2 separate regions of the Homo sapiens genome follow, and region 1 is linked to region 2. The links are chromatin loops, found by intact Hi-C in ENCODE. Cell type or tissue: MCF 10A. All regions are shown on one strand. Each heading gives the region's core, and the rest is flanking DNA. Links, peaks and the distances in the headings are about the cores only. Region 1 overlaps LOC105379412 (a long non-coding RNA gene). Region 2 overlaps ELF2 (E74 like ETS transcription factor 2).

Region 1 (8,339 bases), core at 192-8,191, 130 kb after region 2:
GCCTCTCCCAGTCCACTGACTCAATGTTAATCTCCTTTGGCAACACCCTTACAGACACACCCAGAAGCAATACTCTGCATCCTTCAATCCAATCAAGTTGACACTCAGTGTTAACCATCGTAGCCAGCTATTGCATAGGTTTAGATACAATATTAACCATGACAACAATTAAAAAAAATCTTTTTAGAGATGAGGTCTTGCTATATTGCCCAGCCTGGAATGCAGTGACTATTCACAAGTGCAATCATAATAATGCACTACAGCCTCAAATTCCTGGCCTCAAGTGATCCTCCGTCTTCAGCCTACCAAGTAGCTGAGACTATAGGTGCACGCCACCATGCCTGGCCTGACATCAATTTTTTATATGGGAAAATAGATATTGAACACAATAATACAAAATATTAGCTGGGCCTAGTGCATGGACCATAGTCTCTGGCACTCTAGAGGCTGAGGTAGGAGGATTGCTTGAGCCCTGGAGTTTGAGGGTGCAATGAGCTATGATTGTGCCACTGCACTCCAGCCTGAGTGACAGATCAAGACTCTGACTCTAAAACAACAACAATAATGATAATAAATAATTGATGATTTGCTCAAATGAACACCAGAAAACAAATATACAAAATATATGAATTATTATTATCTTTATTATATCATTCCTGGGCTCAAGTGATCATCCCGCCTCATCCTCCCAAAGTGCTGTGATTACAGGTGTGAGATTGCCTGTACCCAAATGCACTCAACCTCAAGCTGTATTTGTATATTTAATTTATAATTGTTGATTCAAATGTACTCAAATTTTGTATACTTTGAATGCAGTTACATTTTATTTTGAATCTTTTTTTTTTCTTTTTTTTAGAAACAGGGTCTTGCTCTGTCGCCCAGGGTAGAGTACAGTGGCACGATCTTGGCTCACTGCAACCTCTGCCTCTCGGGTTCAAGTGATTCTCATGCCTCAGCCTCCCGAGTAGCTGGGATTACAGGAGCCCGCCACCATGCCTGGCTTATTTTTGTATTTTTAGTAGAAATGGAGTTTCACCACATTGGCCAGGCTGGTCTCGATCTCCTGACCTCAGGTGATCCACCCGTCTCAGCCTCCCAAAGTGCTGGGATTACAGGCATGAGCCACTGTGCCCAACATTAGTTTTGAATCTTTTAGATCATGGTTATCATTAACATACAAATTTTGTTAAAATCTTGATTATAACAACATAATTGGCTGGGCACAGTGACTCATGCCTGTAATCCTAACACCTTGGAAGGCTGAGGCAGGAGGACTGCTTGAGGCCAGGAGTTCAAGACCTGTCTAGGCAACACAGAGAGACCCCATCTCTATAAAAAATACAAAATATTGGCTGGGCGTGGTGGCTCACGCCTGTAATCCCAGCACTTTGGGAGGCCGAGGCTGGTGGATCACAAGGTCAGGAGTTCGAGACCAGCCTGGCCAACATGGTGAAACCCTGTCTCTACTAAAAATATAAAAAATTAGCCGGGTGTGGTGGCACGTGCCTGTAATCTCAGCTATTCGAGATGCTGAGGCAGGAGAATCGCTTGAACTTGGGAGGTGGAGGTTGCAGTGAGCCAAGATCATGCCACTGCACTCCAGCCTGGGTGACAGAGTGAGATTCCATCTCAAAAAAAAAAAATTACCTGGGTATGTTGGCATTTGACTGTAGTCTCTGCTTCTCAGCAAGCTGAGGCAGGAGGATTGCTTGAGCACAGGAGTTTGAGGCTACAGTCAGTGAGCTATGATTGTGCCACTGCACTCCAGCTTGGGTGACAGAGCAAGACCCTGGCTCTAAATAAAATAATAAAAAATAATTGGTGATTCGCTGAAATGAACCTCATGAAATAAATTCATAAAAATTTATGAATTATTATGGTCTTCATTATATCACTTATTAATAGACTATCCAGACAATAACAATTAGATGGCAAATGTGCAATAATAACTAAATTCAGTCATCTAATAATTTGCCAATTTTGGCCAGGTGCAGTGGCTCACGCCTATAATCCCAGCACTTTGGGAGGCCAAGGCAGGCAGATCACTTGAGGTCAGGGCTTCAAGACCAGCCTGGCCAACATGGAGAAACCCCATCTCTACTAAAAATACAAAATTAGCCTGTAATCCCAGCTACTCGGGAGGCTGAGGCAGAATTGCTTGAACCCGGTAGGCAGAGTTTGCAGTGAGCTGAGATCATGCCATTGCACTCCAGCCTGGGCAACAAGAGCGAAACTCTGTCTCAAAAAAGAAAAAAAAATTTGCCAATTTCTGTTTGTATGAAAAACCACAGCTTTATATACATTTCAGTTTTATTGCTCTGAAGGTATATTTTCCATGGAAAGAGGATAGATTTTATTAAACAGTCTGTTAACTTGGTTTACATTTTACACATATATAGATAAATAGTATGTGGGCATATGTTTGAATTTTTTTTTTTTTTTTTTGAGACGGAATCTCGCTTTCACCCAGGCTGGAGTGCAGTGGCGTGATCTCAGCTCACTGCAACCTCCGCCTCCTGGGTTCAAGTGATTCTCCTGCCTCGGCCTCCCGAGTAGCTGGGACTACAGGCCCCTGCCACCATGCCCGGCTAATTTTTTTTTGTATTTTTAGTAGAGACGAGGTTTCACCATGTTGGTCAGGCTGGTCTCGAACTCCTGACCTCATGATCCACCTGCCTTGGCCTCCCAAAGTGCTGGGATTACAGGCATGAGCCACTGTACCCGGCATATTTGAATTCTTGAGCTGCTTACCTGACTTGCAGCCCTCTTGGGGTAAGGGATGGAGGATTAGAGCCTTTCCTGGTCAGTTTACCATGTGTGAACACTTATGGAGGGACAGGGCTAGGAGAGGAAATAGACCTATTATATGTTTTTGTGGCAAAATAAAATCTGCACCATGGAATTTGCCCAATCACGTATGTCTAAATTGAGGGGGCATAAGCCCCCACAATACCCAAGGAATTCTAGTCTGGCAGGCAGGGCATATCAGCAGGCGTCTCCTGGCAGGAAGATGTTATTCAGAGTTAGGTAAATGGCAGTATTGGGTGGTCTGTCTAGCTCCAATAGGACCCAGATCAATTATATGTGATGAAGACTCAGTCCAACCCCAGGGAAAGAAAAGTGGCAAAACTTAAACATATAATGAATAGCCACATCCAATAAGTTTGTAGTCAGGAAAGATTCTACTTCCTGTAGAGGATCCTGGTGCCTAAAGCAGACACTGCAGTGAAAGTCTAGGGACATACAACCTGTGCAAGCACAGAAGGTTATGAGAAGGATGAAACTTAGAGGGTGGGTACTAGGGTCCCAAAGCTAGCACAGGAATGCGGAAGTAGTGGAAGTACAGGGCTGCCAGTCCAATTAATCTCAGACACCACCTGTGGGTAAAAATAGGTTATTGCTGAGGGCTGTCTCCAGAATTGGGGAGGCAGTGGTTACAGGGCTGGCTCTGGAAAAGCAGACTGTCAAGCTTCAATAGTTGCCTAGGAAGGAGCTATTTTTGAGTAGAAAGTCTTTCAGCACCCATCACACACAGCATCTGAATAACCCACTCACACAAAACCCTAGTTTTTGTTTTTTATTTTTTGAGACAGGGTCTTGCTCTGTTGCCCAGGCTAGAGTGCAGTGGTGCCATCATGGCTCACTGCAGCCTCAAACTCCCAGGCTCAAGAAATCCTTCCACCTTAGCCTACCATGTAGCTGGGACTAACGTTGTGTGCCACCATGTCAGGTTAATTTTTTTATTTTTTGTAGTATAGTGATCTCACTGCATGTCCAGGCTGGACTTGAATTCCTGAGTTCAAGAGATTCTCCCACCTCAGCTACCCAAAGTGCTGGGATTACAAGTGTCAGCCACCACACCTGGCCAAAACATTAGTTTTAAGCAGAAACAAATTCTGGTTTGTGTTTTTAAAATACTTTTTTTTTTTTTAATACTCAGGTTGCTGAATGACAGTATGCTTCAGTGGTACTATTCTAGGAGTTCCATGTATCTTAATGTATTTAATGCTCACAACAACCCCATAAAACAGCTATTATAATCATCCTCATCTTACAAAAGAAGAAGACACTTAAGGCCGGGCGCGGTGGCTCATGCCTGTAATCCCAGCACTTTGGGAGGCTGAGGCGGGAGGATCACAAGGTCAGGACTTCGAGACCAGCCTGGCCAATATGGTGAAAGGCCATGTCTACTAAAAATACAAAAATTAGCCGGACGTGGTGGACGGCGCCTGTAGTCCCAGCTACTCAGGAGGCTGAGGCAGGAGTATTTCTTGAACCCAGGAGGCGGAGGTTGCAGTGAGCCAAGATAGTGCCACTGCACTCCAGCCTGGGCAACAGAGCAAGACTCTATCTCAAAAAAAAAAAAAGACAAAAACAAAAAACCAAAAACAAAAAGAAGAGGCATACCTGCTGAGTAAGGTCCCGTAACTAGCAAGTAATAGAATTAACATTTGAATGTGGGCAAGTTGGTACCATACCTTGAGCTCTTAACTACTATTCTTTTTTCTTTTTTTTTTTTTTTTGAGACAGAGTTTCGCTCTTGTTGCCTAGGCTGGAGTGCAATGGCACAATCTCGGCTCACTGCAACCTCCGCCTCCCAGATTCAAGCAATTCTCCTGCCTCAGCCTACCGAGTAGCTGGGATTACAGGCATGCACCACCACGCCCGGCTAATTTTGTATTTTTAGTAGAGATGGGGTTTCTCCATGTTGGTCAGGCTGGTCTCGATCTCCCGACCTCAGGTGATCTGCCCACCTCAGCCTCCCAAAGTGCTGGGATTACAGGCGTGAGCCAGCGCACCCGGGCTCTTAACCACTATTCTAAATCCCTCTTTAAGGAGAGGCTGGTGGATTCAGCAGTGGGAAGAATCACAGAGAATGATTAATTATGCCTCCCAACAAATTTGCCTTATAAAAAAAAGGCCTCCAATAAACAGAAAGGAAATATCTTTCTTATAAAAACTCCAAGTGTAAAATACCTCTCACTTAGCACTTGAGAATCTGGGATGCTTTCTAACAAACACAATATACAGTACTCTTTTTGTCCTGGCCACTAGGGGGAAGAGTGGAATGTCAAAGAATTTAAATCTCGTCCACAGATTCACGATAGTTGATAACTGGTTTTAGTTCTTTCCCTATACCAGAATATAAAAGTTCTTTTGTATTTTTTGCTTGTGAGAGATCATTTCAGATAAATTTATTAAGCATCCATAAACATTTTTCTCTAGTTTCTTTTTTAGAAATAAATGGATTATGCTGAGGGAAAGAAGGCAGACAAGAAATCTATACTGTATGATTCCATTTATATGAAATGTCCAGAAAAGACAAATCTATAAAGACAAAAAAAAGATTAGTAATTGTCTAGGGTAGAGGCTCAAGAGAACAGGGGTTCACAGTAAATGTGTATGAGGGATCTTACTGAGTGACGAAAATATTCTAAACTGACATGGTGATGGCTACACATGTAAAATAGAATAAATGTACTAAAAATTATTGAATTGTACACTTGAAACAGTGAATTATATATAATATGTAAAATAAGCCTCAACAAAGTTGTTAAAAAACAAGAAATGTGCCGGGCATGGTGGCTCACACCTGTAATCCCAGCACTTTGGGAGGCCGAGGCAGGTGGATCACCTGAGGTCAGGAGTTCGAGACCAGCCTCAACATGGAGAAATCCCGTCTCTACTAAAAATACAAAAAATTAGCTGGGCGTGGTGGCGGGCACCTGTAGTCCCAGCTACTTGGGAGGCTGAGGCAGGAGAATTGCTTGAACCCGGGAGGCAGAGGTTGCAGTGAGCCGAGATTGCACCATTGCACTACAGCCTGGGCAACAAGAGTAAAACTCCGTCTCAAAAATACACAAAAAAACAAGAAACGTATTATTTTTTGAGTCAAACAAAAACCTATTTATTCAAAAAGTTTGAAAATATGTTTAATAGACACATAAAACTGTCTAGAGGGATAACAGTGACTAACTCAGAAATGCTGCTGTGGAGGAAACTGGGAAAATTTTTATACTATATGTCTTTCTACATGATTATTTTGACGATAATGAAAAATTTAAAAATGTAATAAAAACTAATTTTTAATAGATGGGAAGTTAAGATGTGTAAAATGCAATGACATTTATAAGTATTACCTTTGGATGGTAGAATATGGCTTGTATTTTTTGTCTTTCTAGGTTTCTTTCTTTTCCAATTTTATGTATTTTTTTACTTTTAAATTTTTAAATTGACACATAATAATTACATACTTACGGGATACATAGTGATGTTGTGACACATATGTGTATAGCGATCAGATCAGCGTAGTTAGCATTTCATCTCAAACACTTAAGATTTCTTTGTGTTGGAACATTCAATACCCTCCAGCTAGCTACTTGAAACTGTATAATATATAACTATTAACTATAGTCATCCTACAGTGCTACAGGAAAATACGGAAGGCTTCACGAATTTGCATGTCATTCATGCTAATCTTCTCTGTATCATTCCGATTTTAGTGTTTGTGCTGCTGAAGTGAGTACATTTGCCAATTTAAAAATGATTATATATTACTTTTCCAACAAAAACTGAATGGGTTTAATATAAAATAAAAGGCCAGGAAACATCTGAAGGTTTTTGTTTTCTTTTTTGTTTGAAACAGTCTCGCTCTGTCGCCCAGGCTGGAGTGCAGTGGCGCAATCATGGCTCACTGCAGCCTCAACTTCCCAGGCTCAAGCAATCCTCCCACCTTAGCCTCCCCAGCAGCTGGGATTACAGGTGCCCACCACAAAGCCCAGTTAATTTTTGTATTTTTTGTACGGGTTTTCATTATGTTGCCCAGGCTGGTCTCGAACTCTTAGGCTTAAGTGATCTGCCTACCTTGACCTCCCAAAGTATTGGGATTACAGGCATGAGCTACCACACCCAGCCTTGAATTTTTTTTGAGACGGAGTCTTGCCTTGTATCATTTTTATTTATTTTTTGTTTTTTATTTTTGAGACAGAGTGTCTCTCTGTTGCCAGGCTGGAGTGCAGTGGCGCGATCTCGGCTCACTACAACCTCCGACTCCCTGGTTCAAGCGATTCTCCTGCCTCAGCCTCCTGAGTAGCTGGGATTACAGGCGCACGCCACCAGGCCCAGCTAATTTTTTTGTATTTTTAGTAGAGACAGGGTTTCACCATGTTGGCCAGGATGGTCTAGATCTCCTGACCTCGTGATCTGCCTGCCTCGGCCTCCCAAAGTGCTGGGATTACAGGCATGAGCCACCGCGCCTGGCCTGCATCATTTTTAAAAAGTCAACTTTAGCACAATATTTATGGTATTTCATAGATAACAGAACTTTTTTTTGTTTGTTTTTGAGGGGGAGTATTGATCTGTCACCCAGGCTGGAGTGCAGTGGTGAGATCTCAGCTCACTGCAACCTGCACCTCACAGGTTCAAGCGATTCTTGTGCCTCAGCCTCCAGAGTAGCTGGGACTACAGGCATGCACCACCACACATGGCTAATTTTTGTATTTTTAGTAGAAACTGGGTTTCACCATGTTGCCCAGGCTGGTCTCGAATTCCTGAGCTCAAAGGGATCCCCCAGCCTCGGCCTCACAGGTGTGAGCCACCTGCCCATCCAACAATAGGACCTTTTTTTTTTTTTTTTTTAGCTCAAGAAAGACCTGTGGTTTAGACACTTAAACAAAAAGAAGTAACATCTACTGGCCTTTAATCTTGAATGTGGTCTAGTGAAGCTGGAGGGCATTTCTTTCCTTCTTCTTTTTTTTTTTTTCTGAGACAGGATCTCACTCTGTTGCCCAAGCTGGAGTGCAGTGGTCTGATCACAGCTCACTGTAGCCTCAACCTCCCAAGCTCAAGCGATCCTCCCACCTCAGCTTCTGGAGTAGCTGGGACTACAGGTGCGTGCCAACACGCCCAGTTAAGTTTTTGCATTTCTTGTAGAGATGGGGTTTTGCCATATTGCCCAGGCTGGTCTCGAGTTCCTGGGCTCAAGTGATTCACCCACCTGGGCCTCTCAAAGTGCTGGGATTGCAGGCGTGAGCCACTGCACCCAGCCAGGTATTTCTTTTCTCATTTTCATTTGCATCTACAAATTTATATAGGATGGGAGGGAAAAAAATTCATGAGATTAGAAATTGGGATCTTTAAGATTCAAGTTCATCAGCACATATCTGATGACAAATGCGGCCGTAGAGAGCCTGGTAGGAATAAGACAGTTAAAATGATAATGGGGGTGGAGTAGGGGTGAAATACCCAACAGGAAATTTACTATAAGGGCGGAGCTATCTGAATGGATGACCCAGAGCTTTCTGCAGGACCTGAATCATTGAAGGCAGATGTTACCTTGA
Region 2 (8,339 bases), core at 318-8,317:
ATACAGATGATTACATGAGTATTCTCCTTTAATCTAGTCACATGGCTACTACAATAATTAACTTTTTAATATATAGCCATCTTTGCCTTCCTATTATGAATTTAGTCATTATGTATTTTTAAATCAATGATGGATTTCATTTGCTATTCTTTATTTAGAATATTTGTAGCTATGATTGGCCAGGCACAGTGGCTCATGCCTGTAATCCCAGCACTTTGGGAGGCCAAGGCGGGTGGATCACTTGAGGTCAGGAGTTCAAGATCAGCCTGGCCAACATGGTGAAACCCCATCTCTACTGAAGTACAAAAATTAGCTGGGCACGGTGGCACACGCCTGTAGAAACAGTGAAACCCCGTCTCTACTAAAAATACAAAAATTAGCCAGGTGTGGTGGCATATGCCCGTAATCCCAGCTACTCGGGAGGCTGAGGCAGGAGAATCGCTTAAACCCGGGAGGTGGAGGTTGCAGTGAGCCGAGATCACGCCACTGCACTCCAGCCTGGGCAACAGAACAAGACTCTGTCATACATACAAAAAAAGAACATTTGTAGCTATGCGCATATATGAGTTTGACCCAAAAAAAAAATTCTGTTATTATATTGGATAAGTTTCAAGGTTAAGGTTATACTAACTTCATAAAATGAGTTGGAAAGCTTTCCCTCTTTTACTATTCTTTTGTGATAGTTTATATATGACAAGCATTATGTATCCTCTGAAATTTTAGTAATAAATCTGGGTCTGATGGACTTTTTTTTTAATACTTCCACGTTATAATGGACTTTATTTAAATGTGTATATAAGGAAGATGCATATGTAAGATTAAAGAAATTGAATGGTTATTAATTTGTCTGGGCTTTCTATTTCTTCTTGAGTCACTTATAAATTAGTTTTGTTTTTTGAGACAGGCTCTCACTCTGCCTAGGCTCTAGTGTAGTGGTGTGATCTCGACTCACTGCAACCTCCACCTCCCAGGTTCAAGCGATTCTCCTGCCTCAGCTTCCTGGGTGGCTGAGACTACAGGTGTACACCACCATACCAAGCTTTTTTTTTTTTTTTTTTTAATTCTTTGTAGCCAGGAGGTCTCACCATGTTGCAGGCTGGTCTCGAACTCCTGGACTCAAGCAATCTGCCCACCTCAGCCTCCCAAAGTGCTAGGATTACAGGTGTAAGCAACAGTGCTTGGCCTAAACTATAAAATTTTAACATTATCCTTTCACAGGTTTTTAAATTCCTTGGCAACAGGTTTTTCATAGTATTCTTTCATGGTTTTTAAACTTTTTATTCCGTTGGCCATATTTTTGTTCTTCAGAGTGCTCATTTTTCTTTAATCTGTCTTTACAGAGGTTCTTCCATTTTATTAGTTTCTGGTTTTATTAATAATCTAGTACTGTTTTATTTTCTATTTATTGACTTTCATCTTTATTTTTAACTTACCTCTACTTTACTTGGATTTATTCTGTTGGTCCTATATTAACATGTAGATTTAGGTATATGCTCATTATATCAATCTTTCTTATTTTCCAGTAAATACATTCAAAGCTATTATATTTCATAGTGAGTTCTGCTTAAGCGAAATTCCAAGTTTTTGGTTTTTTTGTTTGTTTGTAGCCTCTGTCGCAGAGGCTGGAGAGTACAGTGGCACAATCATGGCTCACTGCAGCCTTGAACTCCCGGGCTCAGGTGGTTCTCCCATCTCAGCCTCCCAAGTGGGATTACAGGTGTGCACCCACACCCAGCTACATTCCAAGTTTTAATGTGCAATATTTTCGGCCAGACGCGGTGGCACTTTGGGAGGCCAAGGCGGGCAGATCACTTGAGGTCAGGAGTTTAAGACCAGCCTGGCAAATATGGGTGAAACCCCGTCTCTACTAAAAATACAAAAATTAGCCGGGTATGGTAGCATATGCCCGTAATCCCAGCTACTCGGGAGGCTGAGGCAGGAGAATCACTTGAACCCAGAAGGCAGAGGTTTCAATGAGCCAAGATCATGCCACTGCACTCCAGCCTGGGTGACGGAGCAAGACTCTGTCTCAAAAAAAAAAAAAAAAGTAAAGAAAAAAAAATATGCAATGCTTTCAATGTTATTTAGCTATAAGTATTTTAACATTTTCATTTCTTTTTTGATCCACTAATTTTTAGTTTCCAATATTATTATTTTGATTGTCTTTTTCATTGTTTTCTAATATTCTTACATCATGACAAAATATTTTGTTTGATTTTCTTTTTAGAGAGAAGGTCTAGCTGTCACCCAGGCTGGAGTACAATGTGGCCTATAGGTGAGTGCCACCATGCCCAGCTAATTTATTTTTTGCAGAGACAGAGTCTCACTATATGGTCTTGCCTGGCTTCAAGTGATCCTCCTGCCTCAGCCTCCCAAAGCACTAGGATTACCGGCATGAGCTGCCATGCCTGGCTGAAATAACGTATTTTGTATGACACTGATTTTCTAGACATTGTTAACATTCCTCTATGGAACATGGTTAAAAACTGACATACATAACTAAAAAATGTTTAAGTTTCTATTAGGTTAGGTACAATGTCCTATATATCTCCAATTTACGAAGTTTGTTAAGCCCTTTGTAGTTGAATTCTTTGATACTATTTTTAATTTCATATATGCTTTTTTACACTTTGACAAAGATGTCCCACTATTTTGTAGATATGTCTAGTTTTCCTAAAAATTTTTGTTTTAAGTGGTATTTCAAGGCTGTGTTGCTAGATGCATGTAAGTTTATGATGATTTTGTTTTCTAGATTGTTCCTTTTAGCAGTATAAAGAGTATCTCTCTGTCCCAATGAAAAATGTTCACCCTAAATTCTATTTTATTATACCAGCTCCCTTTGATTAGTACTTTTCTGGTAAACAGATTTCTCTATTTTTAAAACTTTTTTTTTTTTTTTTTGAGACAGAGCTTCACTCTGTCACCCAGGCTGGAGTGCAGTGGCACGATCTCGGCTCACTGCAACCTCCACCCTCCAGGTTCAAATGATTCTCCTTCCTCAGCCTCCTGAGTAGCTGGGACTACAGGCGCCTGCCACCGCGCCCGGCTAATTTTTTGTATTTTTGGTAGAGATGGGGTTTCACCATCTTGGCCAGGCTGCTCTTGAACTCCTGACCTCGTGATCCACCCGCCTCGGCCTCCCAAAGTGCTGGGATTACAGGCATGAGCCACCGTGCCCGGCCGATATTTTTAAAACTTAATTTTGGTTTATCTGTTATATATTAGCTGTTTCCATTCATTTAATTTTGCTTTATGCATCTATTATAAATAACACAGGTTCTTGTCTTGTGATCACAATAGATAACTTTAATATAATTTCTGATATATTTTGTACTTACTTCTACTATCTTGATTTATTATTTCTATTCCATCATTTTATTCTCCTTTGTTGCCTTTTGTTAAATTGGTCAAGTTTAGTTTATTCCCTAACCTATCCCAAAGTTAGTATTTTGAAAGCTACGTCTTCTATGTTCTGGATGTTTAAAATAAATGTCCCTCTTTTCACTTCTCATCTTTTCCAAATAATGTTTCATACAGTTCCTCACTATTTTATTCAAGGGCCATCACAATCTGGTCCCACTGTACCTTTACCTGTCTAGCCTTATCTCTCAACCATACCTGTCTATATAGCCTAAACTCTAGTTAAACTACACTAACGAGCAGTAAACTACATTGACGGGCAGTGTCTAAATAAAATACAAAGTTCTTGGCAATCCTTTCTGGTTCATGATGTGTTCTCATTAATAAACAAATATTTTATTGAAAACCTACTGGGTTCCTGGCCCTGAGCAATTCCAGTAAGCACAATGGATACAGTCTCTGACTTTATGGAGCACAGTGTGGAAACATTAAGCAAACGAGCACAAATATAAATATAGTCAAGTAAAACTTCCTAAATACATGAATTCAGGTAAGTCAACTGATAATTGGCTCCCGTCTTCCATCCTATCCTCAAAAAGCAGTCACAGAAGTACACAACTACCACCAGGTGGCACCAAACCACAGCTGGACCTTAGACTGATTTTGGATACCTTAGTCTGAATTCTGGAACCCATTTCATACACACACCTCTTCCTCCTATACCCAGACTGACCCAGGCCATTTCATTAACCTCACATTAATGCCAGATTTTATGTGATTTGAACTTCTTGGAAGGTATTTACTACCTAATGGTGGGAACTGAATGCATGACAAGTTGTAGGTGCTAAAAACAAAACACATTAAATAATGGAGGGCTATGATAAAAAATAACAGAACAGTCCTAATTGAGATTTAAGAATATCAGCCAAGGCCTCTTTCTCTGTGAGAAAGTGACATTTAAACTATAATCTAAAGGACAACCAGGAGTTAGAAATTGAAAACTAGAAAATAATCTACTCCAGACAGAAAATGGCATGCGTGAACACCCTGTGGAGGTCAAGAGTTTGGATTAATGGAAGGATGAAAGGAGCACTGTGATTACAATAATTTGTATTGTGAGGGGAAGGGATATTATATAATGCATCAGAGTACAATGCTTGAGCTTGGGCTCTGGGTTAAATCCTTGCTTCCACCACTTAAATAGCTATCTAGCCTTGGAAAAGTTATTCGGCCTAGGGTTGAGAGTGTGAAATATGTAATGTTAATATGTAAAACCCTAAAAACAATTCCTGGCAACATAGTAAAGAAACTTTAAATGTTAGAGCTGTCTTTTTTTTTCCTTTTTGGGGGGTTGCTATTATTGTTATTGTTTCTAGATGAATGTGAGAAGCCAAATTATTCAGTGTCTTAAAGACCATATTAAAAACTCCTGCCAGGCGCAGCAGCACATGCCCGTGATCCCAACTACTTGGGAGGCTGAGGCAGAAGGATCGCCTGAGTCCAGAAATGCTGGGCTATAGTGCACTAAGTCAATTGGGTATCTGCACTAAGTTCGGCATAAACGTGAGGGACCACAAGGTTGCCTAAGGAGAGGTGAACCAGACCAGCCTGGAAACAGAGCAAGTCAAAACTCCTGTCCTGATGAGTAGTGGGACTGCACCTGTGCATAACCACTGTACTCCAGCTTGGGCATCATAACAAGACCATAACTCTTTAAAAAAAACATTTTTTTAACTGCATCCATTGAAATACAGAAAAAAAATAAAAATTAAGTGAAAACAATTTAAAAATACTCTGAATTTTATCTTAAGTGCAATTAGAATCCACTGAAAGATTTTAGGGAGGGAGTATCACTATTCCACTTACAAATTTATATTTTAAATCACTTTGGCTACTATGGTGAGCATAGATTGCTGGGGGTAGGAGGAGGAGGCAATAATGAAAACAGGCTGATTAGAAGGCCAAAGGCCATCAACATAGCTCATGTAAAAAAACTACAGAGTGAACTAGCCTAGTAGCAATGAAGATAGGAAGACTCGAGATATACTTTGGAGGCAAAATTAACATGATTTGGTAATGGACTGGGAGAAGGTAGGAAAAGGTATAAATAAATGACTTCTCAACTAGAAAATTCTTTTCTTCCCAATGAAATTTTATTTATCCTCCCAAACTCAACTAAAATGTAAACTTCCCATCAGAATAGCTAAGATCTGTCTCCTTCACTATTATAACACTAATATTATTAAACCTTAGGTTATGAAGAGTTGTTTCCTTATATATTTTCCCCACAAATGAGTGAGTTTCTTTACAGGAGGGGCCATATCTAATTTCTTGCTCTAGTTCACATAAAAAAAACACAGTGCCACACACATCACAGGTCATCTCAGGTAACCCCACTAATGGTCTCAGATCCAGGACAACTCCTTATTCTTTTGTTCTTCCTTTGATAAGCACAAGAATTCAGTCTGCTTTCTTCTCCTTTCAGCTCTTCTATTTTTTGGAGTTCTGTTTTCCCTAAGACTAGCTGCAGAATTAACTGCAGTCTCTCATTAGCCCTTCCCATTTCTTGTGGCCTCCAAAAACAAATATATGGGGATTCTTTTTGTAAAGTGCTTGGTACTAATTATTATGGAGAAACAGAGGATAACAAAATTAGACACAGGATTTATATGATCTTACAATAGTGGTCTCTGACCTATACAATACTTGACTCCTTTTGTAAGACGGTAAACTGAATGCACTGGCTTCTGATCTTTACTTTTATTCCCAAGGATAAAGGTCACTAAAGGTTCTTCCTTTTTTATGGAGGCCTCCCTTCCCAGAACATAGGCCTTCAGATGAAGCCTAGCCAAAATAATCAGTGCTTCTTGTCTCAAGTAAATAACTTGCACCTGATAGCCTCCTAAGTATGTAATATTAGCAATGGAATTAAAAACAAATGTAATTCTGCCAGCCTTGTTTTTCCAAACAAAATGAAAAAAGCTTAATGTTGTAAACCTAGATACTAACTATAGACCAATGTCCCTAAAGAAAAAGATAAAAAAAAAAAAGGGGGGGATGTCAAGTTTATTCAAGAAAGTAAATGTCTCAAAAAGAAATTACCACCTTTTAATTTCTTTCTCCTCTTGAACCAAGTTCTTGGTTTCCTCTTCAAAAGAAGTTTTTCATTCTCAGTAATTATTCTAAATCCTGCCTTTATTTTCCAACTATTACACATCAGAAAAAAGGTCATATGGGGAAAAAAATTCAGATTTTCCTGAAAGACTTGTCAAACACCATATATAAGAAGTATCAGGGCCGGGCGCAGTGGCTCACGCCTGTCATCCCAGCACTTTGGGAGGCCGAGGTGGGTGGATCACGAGGTCAAGACATCGAGACCATCCTGGCTAACACAGTGAAACCCGGTCTCTACGAAAAAAAAAAAAAAAATACAAAAAATTAGCCGGGCGTGGTGGGTGGTGGCGGGCGCCTGTAGTCCCAGCTACTCGGGAGGCTGAGGCAGGAGAATTGTTTGAACCCAGGAGGCGGAGGTTGCAGTGAGCGGAGATAGCACCACTGCACTCCAGCCTGGGAGACAGAGGGAGACTCCGTCTCAAAAAAAAAAGGAAGTATCGGCCGGGCATGCTGGCTCACGCCAGAATTCCCAGCACTTTGGGAGGCTGAGGCAAGCGGATCATCTGAGGTCAGGAGTTTTAGACCAGCCTGGCCGAGATGGTGAAACCCCATCTCTACTAAAAATAAAAAAATTAGCCAGGCGTGGTGGCGGGCACCTGTAATCCCAGCTACTCGGGAGGCTGAGGCAGCAGAATTGCTTGAACCCAGGAGGCGGAGGTTGCAGTGAGCTGAGATCATGCCACTGCACTCCAGCCTGGGCGACAGAGCAAGACTCCATCTCCAAAAAAAAGAAGTATCTTTTTGCTAACTAGATCGGAGACATAAATGTTTTTTTTTTTCCCCCCTGAGACAGGGTCTCGCTCTGTCAGAATGCAGTGTCAGGATCACAGCTCACTGCAGCCTTGACCTACCAAGTGCAAGCAATCTGCCCACCTCAGCCTCCAAGTGGCTGGGACTTCAGGCACCTGCCACTATGCCCGACTAATTTTTGTATTTTTTGTACAGATGGGGTTTTGCCATATTGCCCAGGCTAACCTTTTCTTTTTGATGTAAAACTTTCTCATGATCTTTTGCAAGTTCATCTACTGATAAGAAAATCTCCCAAGTTCTAGCTGTGATATTGTGAAATATGTGTGAAATATATATATTTAGTCTTGCTCCCCATTTCCTGGCATACAAGTCCTAAAATCCTTGGAATCTCCAAAGTAGTAAGTGTTCTTTTGTGTGCTAAAGATTGAGTAATGGCTGGCAGCCCCTAGGTATCTTCAGGATGGGGGCTAGTCACCAGAAAGACCAAGGCAGGATTATAGGGTTGGGACTTTCAGCCCCACTCCCAACCTCTGGGCCTCGGGAAACAGGGCTGAAGGTTAAGTCAACCACCAATAGCCAATGACTTAATCAATCATGCCTACTTAATCAAGCTTCCATAAAAACCCAAAACGAATGAGTTCAGAGACTTTCCTGATAGCTGAACATGTGGAGGTTCCTGGAGTGTGGCATGCCCAGCAAGGGCATGGGACCTCCATGACCCTTCCCCAATACTTCACGCCCTATGCATTTCTTCATCTGTATCCTTTAAATATCCTTTATGATAAACTGGTAAATGTGTTTCTCAGAGGATCTGATGCTATCTCCAAGTAGACAGTGTCAGAACTGAATTGAATTAGAGGACACCCAGCTGGTGTCCACTACAGAACTGACTGACTAGTTTATTGGTCGGGAGAAATCCCACACACTTCATGGTAATCAGATGTCCCAGAGGTCTTCTGTGTTAACTGTTGAGAGCATAGTGAGACAAAGAGTTTGCTTTTCTACTCACTAACAAATAATTGTTTAAAGATATTCTTAAGTCCTGAAAAATAATT

The links. Hi-C counts contacts between places; a loop is a spot of excess contacts. Peaks named below come from ENCODE experiments on the same cell type or tissue, not always from the same donor. Only the 100,000 strongest peaks of a DNase experiment are listed, where the experiment ranks them.
Region 1: it touches region 2 in a loop (13-fold over the local background); 33 of 110 quality-filtered maps call a loop at or near these places.

The regions. Positions count from the first base shown.
Region 1 is chr4:139,224,593-139,232,931 of GRCh38, forward strand. All of the region lies in intron 2 of LOC105379412 (a long non-coding RNA gene), which reads left to right. It also overlaps the pseudogene RNU6-506P. Among named protein-coding and RNA genes, the nearest start is that of MGARP, 51 kb to the right of the region's middle. In MCF 10A, for the core only: CTCF peaks have their summits at 3,364 and 5,063 (motif pointing right); a DNase peak (open chromatin) is centred at 5,059.
Region 2 is chr4:139,095,586-139,103,924 of GRCh38, forward strand. All of the region lies in intron 4 of ELF2 (E74 like ETS transcription factor 2), which reads right to left. It also overlaps the pseudogene RN7SL382P. Among named protein-coding and RNA genes, the nearest start is that of ELF2, 77 kb to the right of the region's middle. RefSeq lists silencers at 3,850-4,144, 4,024-4,083. In MCF 10A, for the core only: a CTCF peak has its summit at 4,004 (motif pointing right); a DNase peak (open chromatin) is centred at 3,986.